2 separate regions of the Homo sapiens genome follow, and region 1 is linked to region 2. Evidence: chromatin loops called from intact Hi-C (ENCODE). Cell type or tissue: ovary. All regions are shown on one strand. Each heading gives the region's core, and the rest is flanking DNA. Links, peaks and the distances in the headings are about the cores only. Region 1 has its middle 28 kb from the start of MIR4508. Region 2 has its middle 37 kb from the start of GOLGA6L1.

Evidence for each region. Peaks named below come from ENCODE experiments on the same cell type or tissue, not always from the same donor. Only the 100,000 strongest peaks of a DNase experiment are listed, where the experiment ranks them.
Region 1: a loop joins it to region 2, with 4 times the contacts of the local background. A loop is called at or near these places in 1 of 110 quality-filtered maps.

What each region holds. Positions count from the first base shown.
Region 1 is chr15:23,528,408-23,539,679 of GRCh38, forward strand. No RefSeq gene overlaps it. Among named protein-coding and RNA genes, the nearest start is that of MIR4508, 28 kb to the right of the region's middle. In ovary, for the core only: no CTCF peak of the experiment used is centred there; no DNase peak of the experiment used is centred there.
Region 2 is chr15:23,093,747-23,105,018 of GRCh38, forward strand. It overlaps the pseudogene ELMO2P1. Among named protein-coding and RNA genes, the nearest start is that of GOLGA6L1, 37 kb to the right of the region's middle. In ovary, for the core only: no CTCF peak of the experiment used is centred there; a DNase peak (open chromatin) is centred at 6,572.

The sequences.
Region 1 (11,272 bases), core at 4,659-8,658, 430 kb after region 2:
TAGACACTGAAAAGCAAAACAAAAAGAATCACTAAATGTTTTAAACAAAAAGAATCACTAAATGTTTTAAACAAAAAGTCACAAAAGATTATTTCGCTCTTCTATTAGTTCAGTCTATGTAATTAACTCCTGTTCTGTGTGATATTCCTGAACACATTGGCTCTCTATGGGAGTCTTGGAAGTTTATTTCTTCTATTTTAATGTCACAATTTCCAAAGTTATGAGAAATTTGCATTCAAGAGTGCCTGTCAGAGTCCTATATCTGTATTATAAAGCTGCCTTTGAAAAGAATCAAAGTAAAATAACTGTTATGGATGATAAAAATCTCAGAGCAGTCACAGTTAAAATCTGGTCATCTCTGTGGCACACATAATTTAATAGAGCTATCATAATTATTACTGATAACATATACTGAGACATAACAATTATATGAATCTTATACAATTTTGGAACACATACTAATAACACACTTACATGAATATATCCTAAAGAAAGTTAAATACTATTTTATATTTGACAATGTTTACTTTGTGATTTTAATATACCAAATAAGTCCCATATGTCTCTTTTGGGCTTGAGAAAACCTAGTATCTAATAGGATTAACCAGATCAAAAAAGGCTTAATTTAGAATTTAACTTTGGAAAGTTTTTCAAATATCAAAGGTTTAAACACTTGATATTATAAATTAGAAACCCAGGTCATTATAAATTAGAGGGAAAATATTTAGCCATTGATAGAGGGCAGAATCACCTTTCCAAACAAAACCCAATACAAACTCTGTGAGGCCAACTGAATCTGTCTTTTTTTCCCTTCCCTTTTTTTCTTCTGTCATTTATTCAAAAGGCGAACAAAACTCTTTCATTATCCTTTACTATTAGATGAAAATCCTGCTCAAAAGAGGAAGCCAAATTTTACCTTTGCAACAGTGTTCCATTAATTAAACCTGATTCTTAATAAAACCTTATAAACAAATCTATTCAATCTTAATTACTTTAACCATAATGTAAGATTTCAATAAGCCTTATATAACCCTTAAAAATTTTTTGTTAAGCATCAGGTCAACTCTCTAAAAAAAAAAACCATGCTATTCAGACACATGGACCTAGATTCTGGCCCTGCATCAGTGTGCTTTTGTTCTAATGTTTAATTTCCAGAAGAATGAATTAATCCCCTTCAAATCATAGCCAACTTCCTCTTATCTACAGAACTCCCTTTACAAGATCAAAATTTAACAAATTGTTTACAACTTGTTTAAACCTTCGGTTTAGTCCTGTTACTATTTTAGGTTAGGACATCCTTAAAAACCTCTGAAACAGACAAAATTATATCCCCTTTAACAAAATCATATTTCCATGCCTTCTTAAAATCTTTTACCAAAAACACATTCTACTTTCCCTATACACCTTGCATGCAAAACTATTTATTCAGTAGTCTCAAGTACATATTAAGTACATATTAAAATGTTAACTCTTAGCAACTTTTAGTTCTAGTGAAAAATCTGGTAAGTAGCAATTTTAACCATGTATCAGATTGCAGAGCCCAGGACAAGGACCAAGCCACAGGCAATGACACTTTCCAGCCTACCCAAGGGACCTGGCTGACTCCACATGTCACCAGGTCTTACCTAGAATCTAATGGCTATAAAATAGACAAGTCAAATAATTATTAAAACTCATAAAAGCAGTTCATGACCTCAAAGCATCTAGCAAACAGTACCTGACCTGCCTAATTTAAACCAAACATCTAAATGTCGAAGAATTGTTTATTTTATTTACCAATAACCTTTTGAACTGTCTTTATTTTTCAAAGGTTATTAGGGTCATGTGACCTAAAGTCATTCAAGTTTCTATTTTTTCTGACCGGTATGTTTCATTTAAGCACTTATTTTTCTTTAAGCCAAATAATTAGAGCTCTTATATATACAAGTTCACATACACAACACAAATATATAAATACACAGACAGGCAGAAGAAAATCACTAGTTGCACGATTTTTCATTTGCTGGTTTTTAAGTTTCTTAATTGGATTGCTGGCTTCATGGTGGAGCCCTTTGACGAACTGAGAAGGCATGCAGTTTTTTTTTGTTTGTTTGTTTATTTTTTTGAGATGGGAGTCTCGCTCTGTTGCCCAGGCTGGAGTGCAGTGGCGCTATCTCGGCTCACTGCAAGCTCCGCCTCCCGGGTTCACGCTATTCTCCCGCCTCAGCCTCTCGAGTAGCTGGGACTACGGGCGCCCGCCACCACGCCCAGCTAATTTTTTTTTATTTTTAGTAGAGACGGGGTTTCACCATGTTAGCCAGGGTGGTCTCGATCTCCTGACCTTGTGATCTGCCTGCCTCGGCCTCCCAAAGTGCTGGGATTACAGGCGTGAGCCACCATGCCCGGCCCGGCATGCAGTTTTAAGGACGTAACATTTACATACCTGAGAAGGAGGCACTGCTAGAAAGCAGAACAGATTTAAAAAAAAAAATTAAAGACCCCATTTTTATACTGAATCCTGAGTCTCAAAAAAGAGCGAAATGCTACAGAACAAAGTGCAGTGCTTTTACCATGCATCTCACGTCAAGAACATTCCCCCATGGCTGGTGGGCAAAGCCAAGCCAATCAGCCCATTCTGTAATCAGCTCATCCCCCATTCCATACCTTTCAGTTGCCCTAGAGCATTATTTTTTCATTTAAGCATGAGAAGAAAGGAATATCAGCCTACAGTAATGACCATTCACTGTAAGCAACTGCCATTGGTCTTCCCTAAAAACACATCTCCTACCTCACTATTACACACCAAGGCTAAAAGTCCTCTCATAATGCAAAGTAATTTCTGTTGTCCCCCCCAGAGTCAAAAAACGCAGGTAACACGATGCAAAATAGAACAGAGCCTTAGATTTTGAGAGGGATCTGTCCATTTATAATTTCTGGGGTTCCATGAGGAAAACAAAGGTTTCTCCCAAAATAGAGTGTGTGGCACCTACTCTGTTTATCTCAAGGAGTCCCAGACTGTCAGAAATTACCTTAGGTCCTCTAATGTGGGCATCAAAGGTGGCAAGAAAGCAAACGGAATTCGATTGACTGAAAAGAAGAAAAGAAAAAAAAAACACTAAAAAAAAAAAAAGAGATCCAAGAAGAGGAAAAGCATAAAGGCGTTTTAAATTTATATATACAGAGAGAGAGCTGGCTATCAATTTTCAGTTAAGCTGACTTTTTTTTCTTTTTTTTTTGAGACGGAGTCCCACTCTGTCGCCAGGCTGGAGTGCAGTGGCGCAATCTCGACTCACTGCAACCTCCACCTCCCAGGTTCAAGCAATTCTCCTGCCTCAGCCTCCTGAGTAGCTGGGACTACAGGCGCGCACCACCACGCCCAGCTAATTTTTGTGTTTTTAGTGGAGACGGGGTTTCATCATGTTGGCCAGGATGGTCTTGATCTCTTGACCTCGTGATCCGCCCGCCTTGGTCTCCCATAGTGCTGGGATTACAGGCGTGAGCCACGCTGCCTATCCTAGTTAAGCTGACTTTTAACCATAGAGCTTTTTAAAGAAAATCTTTTAAAATCTCTTATTACCAGACTCTAACTGGGACAAATAGCTGATACTTCTGACTTTTAAGCTCTTTTTTTTCCCCAAAAGTTGTGCTCCCAAGTGAGCCCAATAAGCCTTCACTAAAGTTATGACTTAACCACGGATGCGTGAGGTGTCTCCAAAGAGATGGCAAACAATTTTCACAAGGTCCAGAATTGCCCCAGGGTAGCTCAGATAAAAGAAAATTCAAGACAGAAAATCAGAAGCTGTCCCCGGAGGGAAAAACAATCAACAAGAGGCAAAAGTTTCACAACTATGAAAACAGAAATGACTCATTCTCGAATCTAGGAATTGAACCTACCATTCCCATGTGAAAGAGCAAAGCCTAAGCTACTGAGCTGTAGCACAAGGCAACAGCTGGTGCTTTTCCCAGATGGTGTCTAAAGCAGTCATTTTTGAGCTTGCAAAGGATTTTAACTACTCAAGAGAATTAAGGCTAGCCATAATATTATCATGTCCTCTTTTCAGACTCAAGAGTCAAAGCCTTATAATTTAACAGCATGAGAACTTTTAAAGCAACAGACAGTTACATGGAGGCAATAATGTTTTCAAGTCCATAATTTGAATGAACTTTTAGATAACTTTCAAATTAGACAATGTTCTTTTTCTCAATAAGAAGATGTCTTCTTCGGCACATTTGATACAAACCTAGGAAGCAAGAAATCCTAAACTGCTTATCAGATATTAGCATTTTACAGATGAAAACCATTCCACAATTTTGGAACATGTTTCCCGTATAATAACTCTTTCTTAACTGGAAATAACCCAGACATCCAATAACCATTCAAAATGATTTTAAGATTTTCAATTATACAAAAAGTTTACTGACAAGCATTTATATCATTTATATAAACCTAATTTTCCCATTTTTAACCATTTATTATATTACTTCTGAAAACTGATATTTTACACAAGGTCAGTCATTATTTAAAGTTACTTCCATGTTAACCATTTTTAAAGCTTGTGAACATCAGGTGTTTATCTAAGTAAGAATTGTAAAGTTAAATACGTGGGCATTTTGTTGATAACTCAGAAGATTTGGCTGTTTTCATTAAATAATATCAAACGTCTTATAAAAATTATAGAAAGATCTTTCTGTTTGGGGCTGGGTCTGTATTTTGTATGTTGGCAATTCTCAAGACATTTCTCATATTATTTTACCAATAATTTTAAAGTCAGCTTATTTATTAAAGATTTTACTTAAGTCACGTGAACTTGTAAAGCACTGGGGCTTATTCACTTAATTTATGAATACTCCTTAACTTTCCTATAGCTTCTATTTCAGAACTCTAGCCATAAGATATCAATACAAACTCACCAGTTTCCAAAAAAAAAAAAAAAAAAAAAAGTTGGATCCAAACAGTGGTTTTATCATTGCACCAGCAGAAAAGTAACAGCAGATTTAAAGCATGCAGAAAAGAAAACAGAGAAAGCTGTAGCCTGGCCGACCTCTGCATAAGAACCAACTTCTACAAGTAGAGTGTGAGAAAGAAAAGAGGGGAACAAAAATACTCAAGCAACCAACAGGAAATTCTGGAGCCTTCCAGCCCCTAGAAAGTGTGGGGTGACTGCCCCACCATTCTCATTTATCTTCCATCAGGAAGTCTCAGTACCCCAGGTGGGCAGCTCTCCCAGATGATCAGGAGGGTGAAACTGGAGGTGGAGAGTACAGGAGGAATCAAGGCACACACACAAAGTAATCTATCAACACATGCAAACAAATAGCATGCTTCCAAATGAGTCCGCAGTCAAGGGGTTGGGTGAGGTCCTAAATCCTGCTCCCTAGGTCCAAATGTCTCCATAGACAGCTGAGTCCAAGCTGAGCAAAGCTCCTATGGTACTGCACAGGCAGACAAATACAAATGCTCAAATGGTGTCACCAGCAGCCAAGTCTTAAGTACAGCAGGTCCCCAACAACACCTCAAAAGAGGCAGAGAGTGGTCGGGGGCATTCTGACCAACTTAATCCATTCCAAAGTTTGCCCATTTTTTTGGAGGTCACTTTCTTTGTACCAGCAAAGTGTTGAAGGCAGCAGACATTTATAGGAGTTAAGAATAAATTACTTAGGCAGATAGTAAAGGTATAGGAGTCCTTGGTAAGGCTTTTCTTTTTAATGAAAACCAGCTCCAAGTTATTTTCCTTTCTAATGAGGATCAGCCTGTAAAATCGAGCGGCAGACATAGATACCAGCAGTTGTGCCAATCATGTTCAAGATGGCAGCTCCATCTTCCTTTCTCTTTGTCAGCCAAGTTTACAGTAAGAAGAAAACAAGATGGCACCCATCAACTGGAAAGTCCATTTGCATAGTAAGATTAGGGTGCCTATAAAATTTGTTGTGGCCTGTCCCCTCCCCGCTTTTTGGATGTCTCTCTCTCTCTCTCTCTCTCTGTCTCTCAGAGCTGCTCTCCTCTCTCCTTTCTTCTATTAAACTTTCCACTCCTTAACCCACTCACATGTGTCTCTGTCTTGAATTCTTTCTCAGGGCAAGACAACAAACCCCAGGGTATATACCCCAGACAATGTAGCTGTTTCAGTACATACCCCTAGACAACGTAGCCATTTCAATATCATGTCAGGAGTCAAAAGGGAGTTTTCCCAAAAACAAAAGCATTTTTGGCACTTTTGTCTGATTTATCCTCTTTGGAATGGGGATATCTACCTAATGCCTGTACCACCATCATATCTTCGAAGTAAATAACTTGTTTTTGATCTTACAGGCTCATAGGTGGAAGGAATCTACCTTGAGTCTCCGATGAGATTTTGGACTTTTGAGGTGATGCTGAGAGGAATTAAGACTTTGAGTACTGGCAAGGCAAAATTGTATTTTGCAATGTGAGGAAAACATGAGATTTGGAGGGCCGGGGTGGAATGATAAAATCTGGATGTGTGTCCTTTCCAAATCTCATGTAAAATGGGACCTCCAATGTTGGAGGTGGGCCTAGTGGTAGCTGTTTGAGTTATGAGGGTGGACCCCTTATTAATGGTTTAGCCTTTCTAGCCAGTGGACACCCTCCCTTGGGCCCCCTCATGTTGAGTGTGAGCACACACTTGTGAAGCAGGTCAGCCAGCTCCCTATGCTTTTTTTTTTCTTTCTTTTGAGACAGAGTCTTGCTCTGTCGCTCAGGCTGGAATGCAGTGGCCCAATCTTGGCTCACTGCAAGCTCCATCTCCCAGGTTCACGCCGTTCTCCCATCTCAGCCTCCCAAGTAGCTGGGACTACAGGCGCCAGCCACCACACCTGGCTAATTTTTTGTTTTTGTATTTTTAGTGGAGACAGGGTTTCACCGTGTTAGCCACGATGGTCTCAATCTCCTGACCTCGTGATCCACCGGCCTCGGCCTCCCAAAGTGCTGGGATTACGGGGTGAGCCACCATGCCCGGTCAACCAGCTCCATATGCTTTTATCTCCCCCTGTTTTAAACAGCAACTATTTTGACTGCCTGTTCCAATTTTCTATTAAACCATTACTCCTAGGATGATATGCAACATGATGTGTTCATTTGATGTGACATCTTTGCCCCTTGTTGCATGCTATCGGTTTGATTTGACAAAATGTAACTTGAGGTCCCAAATTGGTACAGTAGCTGCTGTTCTGATTCTTTAATAGTATTTTGAGCATTTGCGTCTACAACCAGGTATGCAGAACACAGCAGGGTAAAAATCTATTCCTGTCAGGACAAATTTACAGCCCCCAGAACTATTGGCATTGGTCCAATGTAATCAACTTGCCAGCTATGTGCTTCTCCCTGGGTGACCTTCCCCATAGCCATCTTTGGTCTCTGTTTCTCTTGCTGGCACACAGAATAGTTCTTGCTGTCATTTTGTGCCTCAGCTTGTATAAGAGTAACATGTCTGGATTCAGCCATCCCTGCATTGCTGCAGCATCCCCACCCCCATGTTCACTCATTCCATGGATCTCAGGGGAGCACGTCAAAGGGTCCACTTGGTGGTTCCAATCACTCGGCAAACCTGGAAAGGAGTTCTCTTGATGGGCATTAACAAGTCTTACTGTAATGCCCCCTTAAATTCACAGAAAGACTTTCATAGGGCTATGGCCCATGCAGGCATCCCTTTAATGGTCCAGTTCTCCATCACCCAGCTACCTGACCATATGATCAGGATTTGGGCTCTGCCCACGAGTCTGTAAAAACCCAAACATTGGAGCCTGTGCCATTGTTAATGTCTTCCATCACTGCTAGGAAAAAAGCATGCAATTCAGCCTATTGAGCTGATTTATTCTCATCTTCAATCAGAGCCTTTCCACCCGCTGGTCTTTAGGCTGCAACTTTCCGAACAAGATGTTGTGTGTTCATCATGTAACCGCCATTTTTAAACCAAGCAACAGCTTGTTAGTCAATCAAAAGCTGTTCTTCAGGTTCTGTTGATCCAGCAGCTCCTCTGAGGGTTCCAAAGTTGGTCCTGGGGGAAAAGGTGCCATCTGCTCGGGAATATGATGGTTTTCTCCTTTCATTCTCCAGTAGTATGCTTCTGTTTGAGCCATTTCCTTTTTATCATGGAAATCTTCTGGACACTGCCTTCCTTACTAGAGTGTTTCTCTGATATCACCCAAAATATGGATTTCTCAGGTTTCATGATTATTTTGTGTCCTTCAGTCATTGAGGCAGTCTCAACTGATGCCCAATAGCAAGCTAGCAATTATCTTTCAAATAGTGTGTGCCAGGTAGCAGCATCTGGAAATTTCCTGGCCCCAAATCCCCTCAGTCCTTGCAGGAAGAGATCACAGGCTTTTGACATAAGCTCCAGTCTGCGTAAGTGTCAGTGGTAGATACTTCCAAAATCATTTCTGAGTGGACATTAAGAGAGAGTCCACGCCATATGGACTGCACAGATAGGCCACAGTAATCCCCTGTCAGTCACAGTGTGACTTCCTGCTCTAAACCCACCAGTTGGGACTCCCCACAGGAAACCTGCCTAGCGATGCCATGGATCCCAGGAAAGGCTTTGGCTCACAGGTCATTTGCTCTTTCTGTCTCTTGCTCTCCTCACACTGGTTGAGTTCCCTGCAGCCCCTGTGGACAGCCCTAACCTCTCTGGGATTTGTAAGTAACAAATTACTGCATTTCATGGCTTTTGGTTTCCCTTCCTCATTATGTCTCACCTGACCCACACACCCAAACTGAACTCCACCTCTGCCCCTTGTCAGGACTTCCCTAGAGGTAACCATCTTGGCTTATTACCACTGTCAACAAAGAAACTTCAAGGTCAAGTTGGAAAGAAACCATAACAATAAAGATCATAAAAATGGGTGCAGCGGACAGGGTACGTGGTCAGGACCACAAGAAAGGAAACAGAATGCTGGTAAGTTGCACATCACTTCCCAGCTGGCTCTCCTGCCTGTGTAACACCATCCAGATGGTTCTGCTGCTTGCTGACTTGCATCTGTGCTTCTGTGCACCATCCCTTGTTGCATCTGTCCAGTGTGACCAAGACTTCCGACTATAAACTGTGGCTTTTAAAAAACTGAGTCCTCTCCAAGATCTACAAATTGCCAGCCTTAGCACTGCAAGAGGGGCAACCATAGTTGCTGTCATTCCCCTAAATGGGAACTACTGGTCAGAATCAAGGTAGCTAAACTATTCAAAGGTCCCAATTTGTGTCATAAAGTTCTGGGAGAAGAAATTGGCAACCCCTACCTTGGTGCTGAGGCTATTGGGCACAGACACCAGGTGCTTGGCAAAACCTAGACACAGAAGCTGGGAGACTCCCATGTATTAGAGCCCAGTGTTGGTGGATGGTGTATTCGCACCATCCAATAAGTGGGGCCCCCTCCACAGGAATCCATGAACTTCCACAGGCAGTGGTGCTGCTAGGCTCTGCGAGCCTTATGTCACTGTTTTTCCTTGCTTCCGTAGCTCCTTGCAGCCTATTCAATGCAATGCAGACACCCTAGAGAGGGAGGTGGCTGCCTACAAATGGGGCTGATGGAAACCACAAATGGAGACCACTGATCACAACAGGGACCACCTGGGACCCACCAGAAGCTTGTCAGATAAACATTCAAAGAGAAAGGAAAAAAAATAGCCACTTAAAGATATAAGCCCTTATAAGGTTTTATTTAAAAATTGGGGGAAAAAAGAAGAAAAGGGGCTGATAGCTGGGGAAAGAATGTTGCTAAGAGACACTGGGTCATTTTCTCTTCCCTCTTTTATCAGCCAGAGACAGAACTAGGAATCATGGTTTCAAGTGGCTAAAAACCTAAAACAGAAAACAAGACAAACAAACAAAAAAAGATTGCCACTTCATGTGATTACAAGTCAGAAAAAAAAAATAAGAAGATGAACTTTAAGTACGGAACAAATACCAGTAAGGCAAATATAATAATAGCCCTAGATCATATCCCTAGACACAGAGGGGAAAGTAAAAGATCAATGCATAAATTGTGTATACATATATTTTAATATACATATATAATAAATTAATAACTTGTATATATAAAATATAAATTTAAAGAAATTTTTATAATTTTATCCAACTGGAAACAGGATTTTATATAAGTAATTCACATAACAAAAAGATAAAATGGGACACTGATAGGCTTTTGTGCCTCTATGACATAGATTCTAACTCACCTTTAACAACTGCTAAAATGCACCAACTGATAAAAAAATTAATGGACTTAATACTGTGGCATAAATTAAAAATCAATAGACACTCCTGTTAGTGCTTTCAAAAAAAGAAAAAAAACCCTTTTATGGCAAAGGCTTTGACAACCTCTTCCCAGGCCTCCTGGAGTCTCTGAACCACTTATAATGGTCATTAATTGCCCCAGGCTTCTAATGGAAGAAATTGCCTCTCTCAGCCTCGTGCTATACACCATTAAAACAACAAATGACTGGCTGGAAATAGAGGCTTTCACAGAACAGATCCTGAGCCTGTGACCTTCCACATCCAGCTGCCCATTATCCTTTGGTTCACGGAAACAGCCCTGACAAGCTCAGCATGGCTACAGAGGCCTCCTAAAGAGAGGGTGGAGCGAAACCTGGGCCCTCTGATATATGCACCTGTGGACGGAGACTCTTCCCTGTCCTCTATCCCTTGTCAGATGCCAGGGTATTAGATATGGCTATCCTTTCCCCACACCTCTTTACCATCTGGGAAGCCCCTTGGGATTCACTGAGTGAATAGCAATGGAAGTTTGTACACTAGGCAGATAGCACTGATGAACATTCTATGTGGTGAGGCTAAGGGGAGAGCTGCTGCTTCCCATCCCTTAGCCAGGATGTCTCTGATAAATGATGGGACAAAAACCAACAGACTTGGACCAAGTTCAGGCAGTCATCTTAGCACTGGATGCCCTGACGAAGTGATGACCCCATCCTCATGTTTATCATAAACTATTAGGCCATTACTTAAAAATTGTTCTCTCCAAGGTAAAAAAAACAAAACAAAACACAAAAACACTTTAGTAATCTTTTGCCTGATGGACACCCAAAATATAAATAAAAATCACATCTCCACCTATAACAAGGCCACAATACAAAACTTTGCCAGGACATCCCTTTTTCCCTTCAGAGTTACAGGCTTTGTTGGTACTAACCAAGACACACATAGCACTTCTTAGAACACACCATGCTGGGCTCTTGAGGAAGGCACTCAATAGACCTTCCATGTCCCTGATACGAACCAGTAACTGCTTTAACTGAGAGACAGAATAGTCTCCTCAAACAACTTCTTTTCAA
Region 2 (11,272 bases), core at 4,638-8,637:
CTCCGCCTCCCAGGTTCATGCCATTTTCCTGCCTCAGCCTCCCAAGTAGCTGGGACTACAGGTGCCTGCCACCATGCCTGGCTAATTTTTTGTATTTTTAGTAGAGATGGGGTTTCACTGTGTTAGTCAGGATGGTCTCGATCTGACCTCGTGATCTGCCCGCCTCGGCCTCCCAAAGTGCTGGGATTACAGGCCTGAGCCACCACACCTGGCCAATTTTTTTTTTTATTTTTGTAGAGATAGGGTCTCGCTGTGTTGTCCAGGCTGGTCTCAAACTGTTGGGCTCAAGCAGTCCTCCCACTCCAGCCTCCTTAGTAGCTGGGACTACAGGTGTGAGCCACCATGCCTGGTCTAGCCTCAGCTTTCATACCCAGTGAGCCACCAAGGTTGATGAAGATGAGAGGGATATTATAAACTCCAGATAGAGAATTCTGATTTTCCCGTAACCTCACGTCTACCTCTGTTTTTTTGTCTCTGAATTCGGAGTGGCCCTAGTTGCCTCCCTAGGGTCGATACGGGAACATGGCATTTCACAGGGGCCAATCGTGAATACTTTCAGCCCACAGCTGTCGCCAGAACCTATATGCTTTCCTATTTGGGCTGAGGGACACTTCGTGCCCTCTGGTAGACTCTCTGGGTACCCTGTGACTAACCAGGAAGCCCATCAGCCCCTCTGGAAAGACAGCCACAGAATGCTCCCAAGACATGGCAGGTGGAGATGTCAAGTACTGAGATTGTAAGATTCCAGGGAATGATTGTAGTTATTTTGTTTGTTCATAATAAAATAAGTTTATAGTCAAGACTTTAAAAATACAGAAAAACCCAAAAATAAATTATTTGCCCATTATCTCACCTCCAGACATACCCACTGTTAAACATTAAATATCCCTTCAGTATTTTTTATGCATATTTTTAACAAAATTGGGATCTTATTATATATACTATGTGTACCTTGATTTTTTTTAACTGAATAATATATCTTGAACATTTCTCCATGTCAAAGATTTTTCTAAAAGGTAGTTCTAAGTCTTTTTTGCAACCTAGACACCTTTGAAAATCTGGTTAACAAGTATGTACTCTCACCAGTTTGGAGAAAATACCACTTCGTCAGCAAACTACATAGAATAATTTCTGTATCATTCCTGGGGTTCACAGATACTCTAAGCCCATCCCTGAATCCCAGGTTAAGAATGTTTATTTACCCTAAAACATGACTTTTAATAACTACTTAAGATTCTCATATATATAAACAGTTGGCTACTGTGATCATTTGGATTACTTTCCATTCTTTTTTAAGTTGTACTTTAGTGAAATGCCTTGTCAGTAAATCTTGCATAGCTCTCTGATTACTGTCTTAGGATAAGTTTCTATTAGTGAAATTGCTGGGTCAAGAGCATGTCCACTTTGGATGCTTTTGAGACTTAGCTCCAGGTCATTATTTGCTTATAATCTGTAAATGATTGTTTTAAACTATCTCTAAGCATCATCTTGCTGTTCAGTCTTCTAATCTCCCTGTGCCGTCTTTCTCCATTGACATAGCTCCAGACAGGAGATTCAGACCTACGCCATTGCACTGATTAATGCACTTTTTCTGAAGCCTCCCGAGGACTAGAGACAGATCTGTGGCTGCCTTTTCACATTCTTCATCTGGGCTCTTCTGAGAGAAGAATTCTCACCCCACGTACTCTTTGCTGTTCAGAGAGCACAAATCCAGGCATTTTCCCAAGAGTCCTTCCTCCTAGCCCTCTGGTCTAGAGCCCAGCAGGGTGGCTTTGCTAAGGAAGACCCAGGGAAGAACTATGAGGAGAAACCAGCTGGATCTTAGATGAGATTAGGGCCCTTCAAACTTTTTCCTCTAAAGGGCCAGAGAATAAACATGTTTGACTTTATGGGCCATATGGCCTATGTGATAGCTACTCAACCTTGCCATTGTAGCCAGAAGCAGCCTCAGACAGTAGGTAAATGAATGGGTATGGCTGTCTTCCAATAAAATCTTATTTACAAAAACAGGCAACAAGCCTAATATGGCCATAGTTTGCCAACTCCTGGGTTAGAGGATCAAGAATAAGGAAGAAGAGACCCTGTGGGTACCCTGAGTCCAAGGGCTCCAATATAAATGGGACTTCACACTAAGTTTTATGTTTAAAGGTTCTCTGATGCAGATTCTAAACATCTTCTTTCGCCTGTTCATTAACTGTGACATTATGCAAATAGCTCTGCCTCTGTGAACCTTAGTTTCCTCACCTGTCACATGGCAGCAACAACATCTGCCTTGTTTAGCTCACAAGGGTGTCTGAGGAAAAACAAGCTCCCTGTTTCACAGATGAGGAAACTAAGAATCAGCTGGGTGGTGGAACAAGCCCTGACCTAAGAGCCAAGGGGCCTGGAACTAAGTACTCTCCCTGCTGCTGGCTGGGCAAGTGCTTGTAACCTCTTTGGGTCTCAGTTTCTCTTTTTGTAAAATGAAAGGGCCAGTTTAAATGATCTCTGACAGCCCTTCCAACACTAACATTCTAGATTTCTCTGAGAAAAGCCCAAGTGGTGTTAAAAGTAAGACGTTTTAGTTCTCTGACAATCTCATGGGCTCAGTAAGATGAAATCTAAGTGGGATCATGTATGTACCCAGCTCTTGGTAGATTCTAGAGGGAAGACCAAAAGCATCTGTGGTTCTTTCTGTCCTTGTCTTTGGTGGATGGCTTGGCTCTGTTAATCTTCCTTCCTGGTCCTTGTTTGAATGTAAGCTGAAAGCTCATTCCGTCTGCTTCTCTCTATGCTTTTGCTTTCTGCCGGCAGGACAAGCACCTTAATCCTCTAGACCTGCCTGTCACTGTAAGTAACACCATTATGTGGAAAGGGCCCTGGCTCTTCCAGGTGGGGAAGTCAAACCTGGGCAAAAATCTCATGGTCTGATCTAGATGTTCAGGGCATGCCAAGACCCAGGGAAAGTTTGTGTGCTGTGAATCTCCTTTGTCAGGACACTTAGGGAAGTACTGCAGATGAGAGTCACAGAAAGGATTAAGGGGGTACATGCCCCAGGGAGTATGGCCCCAGCCTTCCTTTGAAACTTGCCTTTGCATGGGTCTGTGGTTCAACTAGGGAAGACCAGACTCAGAAACAGCTGTGACTCAGCACATCAAGAAGCTTATCCACCATGATCAAGTGGGCTTCATCCCTGGGATGCAAGGCTGGTTCAACATATGCAAATCAATAAAAGTAATCCAGCATATAAACAGAACCAAAGACAAAAACCACATGATTATCTCAATAGATGCAGAAAAGGCCTTTGACAAAATTCAACAACCTTCATGCTAAAAACTCTCAATAAATTAGGTATTGATGGGACGTATCTCAAAATAATAAGAGCTATCTATGACAAACCCACAGCCAATATCATACTGAATGGACAAAAACTGGAAGTATTCCCTTTGAAAACTGGCACAAGACAGGGATGCCCTCTCTCACCACTCCTGTTCAACATAGTGTTGGAAGTTCTCGCCAGGGCAATCAGGCAGGAGAAATAAATAAAGGGCATTCAATTAGGAAAAGAGGAAGTCAAATTGTCCCTGTTTGCAGATGACATGATTGGATATTTAGAAAACCCCATCATCTCAGCCCCAAATCTCCTTAAGCTGATAAGCAACTTCAGCAAAGTCTCAGGATACAAAATCAGTGTGCAAAAATCACAAGCATTCTTATACACAAATAACAGACAAACAGAGAGCCAAATCATGAGTGAACTCCCATTCACAATTGCTTCAAAGAGAATACAATACCTAGGAATCCAACTTACAAGGGATGTGAAGGACCTCTTCAAGGAGAACTACAAACCACTGTTCAATGAAATAAAAGAGGATACAAACAAATGGAAGAACATTCCATGCTCATGGATAGGAAGAATCAATATCATGAAAATGGACATACTGCCCAACGTAATTTATAGATTAAATGGCATCCCCATCAAGCTACCAATGACTTTCTTCACAGAATTGGAAAAAACTACTTTAAAGTTCATATGGAACCAAAAAAGAGCCTGCATTTCCAAGACAATCCTAAGCCAAAAGAACAAAGCTGGAGGCATCATGCCACCTGACTTCAAACTATACTACAAGGCTACAGTAACCAAAACAGCATGGTACTGGTACCAAAACAGAGAAATAGACCAATGGAACAGAACAGAGCCCTCAGAAATAATGCCACACATCTACAACCATCTGATCTTTGACAAACCTGACAAAAACAAGAAATGGGGAAAGGATTCCGTATTTAGTAAATGGTGCTGGGAAAACTGGCTAGCCATATGTAGAAAGCTGAAACCGGATCCCTTCCTTACACCTTATACAAAAATTAATTCAAGATGGATTAAAGACTTACATGTTAGACCTAAAACCATAAAAACCCTAGAAGAAAACCTAGGCAATACCATTCAGGATGTAGGCATGGGCAAGGACTTCATTTCTAAAACACCAAAAGCGATGGCAACAAAAGCCAAAATTGACAAATGGGATCTAATGAAACTAAAGAGCTTCTGCACAGCAAAAGAAACTACCATCAGAGTGAACAGGCAACCTACAGAATGGGAGAAAATTTTCACAACCTACTCATCTGACAAAGGGCTAATATCCAGAATCTACAATGAACTCAAACAAATTTACAAGAAAAAAACAAACAACCCCATCAACAAGTGGGCGAAGGATATGAACAGACACTTCTCAAAAGAAGACATTTATGCAGCCAAAAAACACATGAAAAAATGCTCATCGTCACTGGCCATCAGAGAAATGCAAATCAAAACCACAATGAGATACCATCTCACACCAGTTAGAATGGTGATCATTAAAAAGTCAGGAAACAACAGGTGCTGGAGAGGATGTGGAGAAATAGGAACACTTTTACACTGTTGGTGGGACTGTAAACTAGTTCAACCATTGTGGAAGACAGTGTGGCGATTCCTCAGGGATCTAGAACTAGAAATACCATTTGACCCAGCCATCCCATTACTGGGTATATACCCAAAGGATTATAAATCATGCTGCTATAAAGACACATGCACACGTATGTTTATTGCAGCACTATTCACAATAGCAAAGACTTGGAACCAACCCAAATGTCCACCAATTATAGATTGGATTAAGAAAATATGGCACGTATACACCATGGAATACTATGCAGCCATAAAAAATGATGAGTTCATGTCGTTTGTAGGGACATGGATGAAGCTGGAAACCATCATTCTCAGCAAACTATTGCAAGAACAAAAAACCAAACACCGCATGTTCTCACTCATAGATGGGAATTGAACAATTAGAACACTTGGACACAGGAAGGGGAACATCACACACCGGGGCCTGTTGTGGGGTGGGGGAAGGGAGGAGGGATAGCATTAGGAGATATACCTAATGTAAATGATGAGTTAATGGGTGCAGCACACCAACATGGCACATGTATACGTATGTAACCTGTATGTAACATTGTGTATATGTACCCTAGAACTTAAAGTATAATTAAAAAAAAAAAAACAGCTGTGACTTTGATCTAGACAATACCATGGATGCGTCACCTTCTTACTTGCTTTAGCGGAGTAAAGCAAGCTTTTGCTTTACAAAAGCTTTACAGAGAAGCTTTTGGTCTTAAGACCTTTGTATTCTGGCTGCAGACCACTGTCAATTACACATTTTGTGAGTTGTCCATAGCAAGATTTAATCTCAGTTGACCTCCTAGGGTTAACCAAAGAAGTTTCTAGGCCACTATCCTCCTCTGCCAGCCAGTATGTATTCATTGAATGCGAAGTAAAATTTAATGTTCCTGGCAGCATCAGCCATTTGGAAAGTGGCTAGAAATCCAGAAGTGAGAGAGAGGGGCCTTTCAGCTCTGAGAAGAATGACACAGAGCTCACAGATACTACTCCGTAGGAGAGGTGTGACAGCTCCCTCAGGCCCATTGATTTAGGATTCTCTATAAAATTAAATGAAGGCAGCAGTTTAGGAAATGAAGTCATAGTAATTAACATTAGTAAGAAGTGATGGGCAACATTGGAAGGAGGAGACAGAAGAATTATGAAAAGCTGTCAGAAGAATTAAAGGCATTGTAATCTGGGACCATTTTGTTTATGGGAAAAGAGCTTCACATCTCAATAGCTCCTCAGGGTATCACAGTGTCACAACACAGAATAATCACTGATGTTCTTTTTGATGAAGCCGACTCCTTAGCACTGACTAAATTATAATCACTGTAGTCACTTCAGAAATAAAGAAATGTATATATCTTTAAAAGATTTGCATAAGAATGGTCAAAATAATGGTTCTGAGAGAACCCTTAAAGCTTTGCTCCCTGGAAGATTGATTTATGTAGGATACTTGATTTCCTGGGTGGGCTAAATAAATAAAGCATAACTGTCAAAATCTGGATCAAATATTATAAAAAAGGTGAGCCTGTTATAAAAAATTACCCAAAGCGCCTGACCCATTGTTCTCTAAGCCAGTTAGAACTGAATCCTAGACTACTTACTGTTGTAGAGCGTCCAGGCCCCAGCCCGTCTGCTGTAGGGTGGGACGGGGTTGCTGGACCAAAGTCCCTCTTTGTTTGGAGTCAGTGCTTCACCAGAGTTCCTTCTAGCCTTAGCGGTGGGGTCTGCCTGGCATGATGCGTGTGGCTTGGAAACCATCATGCTGCTCTGTGTCCATGTGCAATGTCCTTGTGACACAAGCGTCTCATTTTCAAGCAGTCCACATCTCTTTTTGAAGACAGTGCAGTTGATTGTGCCGTTAGGAAGGGAAATCCTATTTGAATTAATTTGCACTCACAAAAATGGGGAATGTTTCAGAGTGTAAAATACATTTGATGGTCAGTGGATTTTCATTCATTCACCCACTTTTCATTTGGGAGGAAAAAAATTTAAGAAAGTGAAAAAGGACCGGAGTTACGACATCAGCTTCCTCTCGATAGTACCGACGCACAGAGGAACCTAATCAATAGGTAAATACCTCTCGAACTGAAGAGCTTTTTCCTGTGATCCTCTGTGAGCAAAGTTGCCTTGAGGCAGCCATCTCGCCAGCAATTGAAGCGCCTCCAGGGAGGGACCAAAGACAGCTCTACTGTTTGTAGCCCTGCAAATCTAGAATTTTTATCCAGAGGGAATATGTTAAAATAGGCATGAAAAGGGAAAGTAACTCATCCAGCTGACACTGATTAAAAACCTGAATTGTTTAGGGCACTGACAGAACTAAGTAATCAAATGTATTTGCTCTCAAAGACCTTCTGGGCCGGTAGGAAAGACTAGTGATCATAGTGCGGTGTGATCCAGGTTTGTGGTCTGGGAAAGGATGGAGGAGGAACAGTAAGTTCTGTCTTGAAGTGTTTCTGGAAACATTTAGAGGAATGTCTTCAGACGAGCCTTGGAGGATGAGTAGGCAGACTAGGAATAACAGGAATTTCAGCCAGAGGGTGGCTAGAACCCAGAAGGAGTGTGTCGATTAGGCACAGGGCAAGGAGCAAGTGGGTGAGGAGGCTGGAGAGGTAGCGAGGACCAGATCAGGAAAGGCCTTAGTCTCATTCCTAAGGACAGCTGAGGGCATTTAATTAAGTTGGTGAAATATCTAGATTTGCATTTTAGAAAGAGCACAGGAAAGACCTGTGTAGCTAATGGGTCCCTGAGGGAGGAGAGCAGAGCAGGAGTTGGCAGGTGGATCTGGAAAGAGGTGTAAATCCCTGTTACCGCCTGTGGGGTGGAGTAGGGCCAATGTTGGGAGGTGGGGCCAGTGGGAGTGGAGGAGGAGAGCCAAGGATCTGAATTAAAAGGAGGCAACTTTGGCCAGGCGCAGTGGCTCACGCCTGTAATCCCAGCACTTTGGGAGGCCGAGGCAGGAGGATTGCCTGAGGTCAGGAGTTTGAGACCAGCCCGACTGACATGGTGAAACCTCGTCTCTAATAAAAATGCAAAAATTAGCTAGGTGTGGTGGCAGACACCTGTAATCTCAGCTACTCAGGAGGCTGAGGTGGGAGAATTGCTTGAACCCTGGAGGCAGAGGTTGCAGTGAGCCGAGACTGGGCCATTGCACTCTAGCCTAGACAACAAGAGTGAAACTCCATTTCAAAGAAAAAAGAGGCAAGTTTATCAATTGTCAGAAACAAGGGAAACCTGTGAGACCACAGTGAAGGGAATAAAATGAAAAATTAGAAGATTAGAAGTCAAGTGTAAGATTTAAGCTAAAGATGGACTTAGGAGTCAGCAAGCCCCTCCTCTGCCATTTTCCAATCTTTGATCTTGAGCAATTCACGTAACTTCTCTAGACTTCAATTTGCTCATCTGGATATGAGGACTAAGTGAGCCAGTGTATATACCACGCTTAGCAGGGTGCCTGGCACTCAGTAAGCCACTTTTTCCATTTTTTTCCCCTAAACACTTAATAGGAAACTTTTTTTTTTTTTTGAGACGGAGTTTCGCTCGTTGCCCAGGCTGGAGTGCAATGGTGTGATCTTGGCTTACTGCAACCTCCACCTCACAGGTTCAAGCCGTTCTTCTGCCTCAGCCTCCCGAGTAGCTGGGGGTTATAGGCATGCGCCACCACTCCGGGCTAATTTTGTATTTTTAGTAGAGACGGGGTTTCACTGTGTTAGTCAGAAGATCTCTATCTCCTGACCTCGTGATCCACCTGCCTCTGCCTCCCAAAGTGCTGGGATTACAGGCATGAGCCACTGCGCCCGGCCCAAATATTTCATTTTCAAGGCTGGAGGAGTTTGAGGGCTCATGGATATTTCCTGCTGTTTACTGGGGAGAAATATATTGGATGAGCTCATTACAAATTTCTATAATTATAATCTCTAAAAACTTAAAGTAGTTAATGCTAATTTACTTTAATCGTTATCAGACTGTATTTATAGCGACAGATTTTAGGATTCACAGATTTTAGTATAGACAATTCAAGCTGGGCACAATTGTATGCGCCTGTAGCCCCAGTTACTTGGGAGGCTGTGGCTGGAGGATTGCATGAATCTAGGAGTTCAAGGCCAGCCTGGGCAACATGGTGGGACCCCATATCTCTCTCTCTCTTTTTTTTTTTTTTGAGATGGAGTCTGTCTGTTGCCCAGGCTGGAGTGCAGTGGTGCGATCTTGACTCACTGCAACCTCTGCCTCCTGGTTCAAGCAATTCTCATGCCTCAGCCTCCCGAGTAACTGGGGTTACAGGCATGAGCCACTGCAGCTGGCTAATTTTTGTAGAAAGATACAGAACAATTCCAGTTTCCCAAAAAATGACCTTGTGCTGCTTTTTTCTTAGGCAAACCACCCTCCATCCCAGTCCCTGGCAATCACTGATGTCTTCTCTGCCCCTATAGCTTTAGCTTTTCCAGAATGTCATATAAATGTGATCATACTGCATATAATCTTTGCAGCTGGTTTCTTTCACTTAATACAGTGCAGTTGAGGTTCATCCATGTCACTGCATGTATCAGTAGTTCATTACTGCAGAGTACTGTTTCATTATGTAGATGTACCACAGTTTCTTTATTCATGTACACATTGAAGGACATGTGAACTGTTTTCGGTTTTTGACTATAGGTTAAATATCCCTTATCCAAGATGCTTGAGACCAGAAGTGTTTCAGATTTCAGTGTTTTAGGATCTTGCAATATTTGTATATACATAATGAGATAGCTTGGGGATGGGACCCAAGTCTAAGCACAAAATTTATTTATGTTTCATATACACCTTGTATAAAATAAGGCGAAGGTAATTTCATACAATATTTTAAATATTTTCAGTGCATGAAACAAAGTTTGTGTTAAGTACTTACGTGTGGAATTTTCCACTTGCATCATGTCAGTGCTCAAAAAGTTTTGGATTTGGGAGCATTACAGATTTCAGATTTTTGGATTTGGGATACTCAATCTGTATTATAACTAAATATTGCTATCAATTTTTGTGTACAAGATTCTCTGTGAACTTAAGTTTTTATTTCATTAGGATACTTAGAAGTAGGATGGTTGAGGCATATATGATAGGTATGTATTGAACATTTTAATGAAACTGCCAAACTGTTTTCCAGGATTCCTGTGCCATTTCTGCATTTCCACTAGCAATGTATGAAAAACTTCAATTGCTTCACATACTCACCATTTTTCATGCTAGTCATTCTAATAAGTTCATAGTTATAGTCAGTATGATTTTAATTTGCACTACTGTAATGATTATGATATTGAGCATCCTTGCATTTATTTATTTGACAGATACTTTTTTTGGTGAAATGTCTGTTTAAATATTTTGTTCATTAAAATTTTTTTTCTTAATTTTGAGTTTTGAGAGTTCTTTATATATTCTGGGTACAAATATTTTCTCTGAGTATGTGGCTTGTCTTTTCTTACAGTGTCCTTCACAGAGGAGAAATTTTAATTTTGATGAAGTTTACTGATATTCAGTTGTATAATACATTTTGGGTTAATTTTTGCATATGGAGTGAGGAATGAGTGTAAGTTAACATTTTTGCATGCGGATATTCAGTTGTTCCAGCATCATTTGGTGATATGATTATCCTTTTTCCAATGTTGCCTTTGCACCTTTATCGTAAACTAATTGACTATATTTCTGAACTCTAGTTTGTTTCCTCATTCTGTGTGTCTCATTTTGTCAATACTACATTGTTTTGATCACTGTAGTTTTTGTATGTCTTAAAATTATTGTGTGATTCTTGCATATCCCCCCAAAATTGTTTTGCATTTTCTAGTTTTTTTTTTTTTACCTTTCCATAGAAATTTTAAACTTAGTTTATATCTACAAAATATCCTGTTGGGATTTTGATTGAAGTTGCATTGAGTCTATAGATCAATTTGGGGAGAATTGATGACTAACTTGAGTCTTACTACATGAACATGGAATGTCTCTTCATTATATGTTTAAAAAGTTTTATTTTATCACTATTTTAGAGTGTTAATGTACAGATTCTGTAGATGTTTTGTTAGGGTGAAAGCAATACTTCTTTGTTGTTGTTATGGTTGGAGCTATTGAAAAGTAGTACTTTAAAAAGGATTTATTTTCCATTTGTTCATTATTGGTATATTGAAATATACTAGATCTTGCTAAACTCACTTATAAGTTATAGAAACTTTTTTTTGTAAATTCCTTGGGATTTTCTACATAGATCATCATGCCATCTGCAAATATTTCTCTCATTCAAATCTAAATGTCATTTATTTATTTTTCTTATACTGGCTACAGCTTTCAGTAAAATATTGAATCATGGGTGATAAGAGTGGACATCCTTGCTTTCTTCCCAGTTTCTGG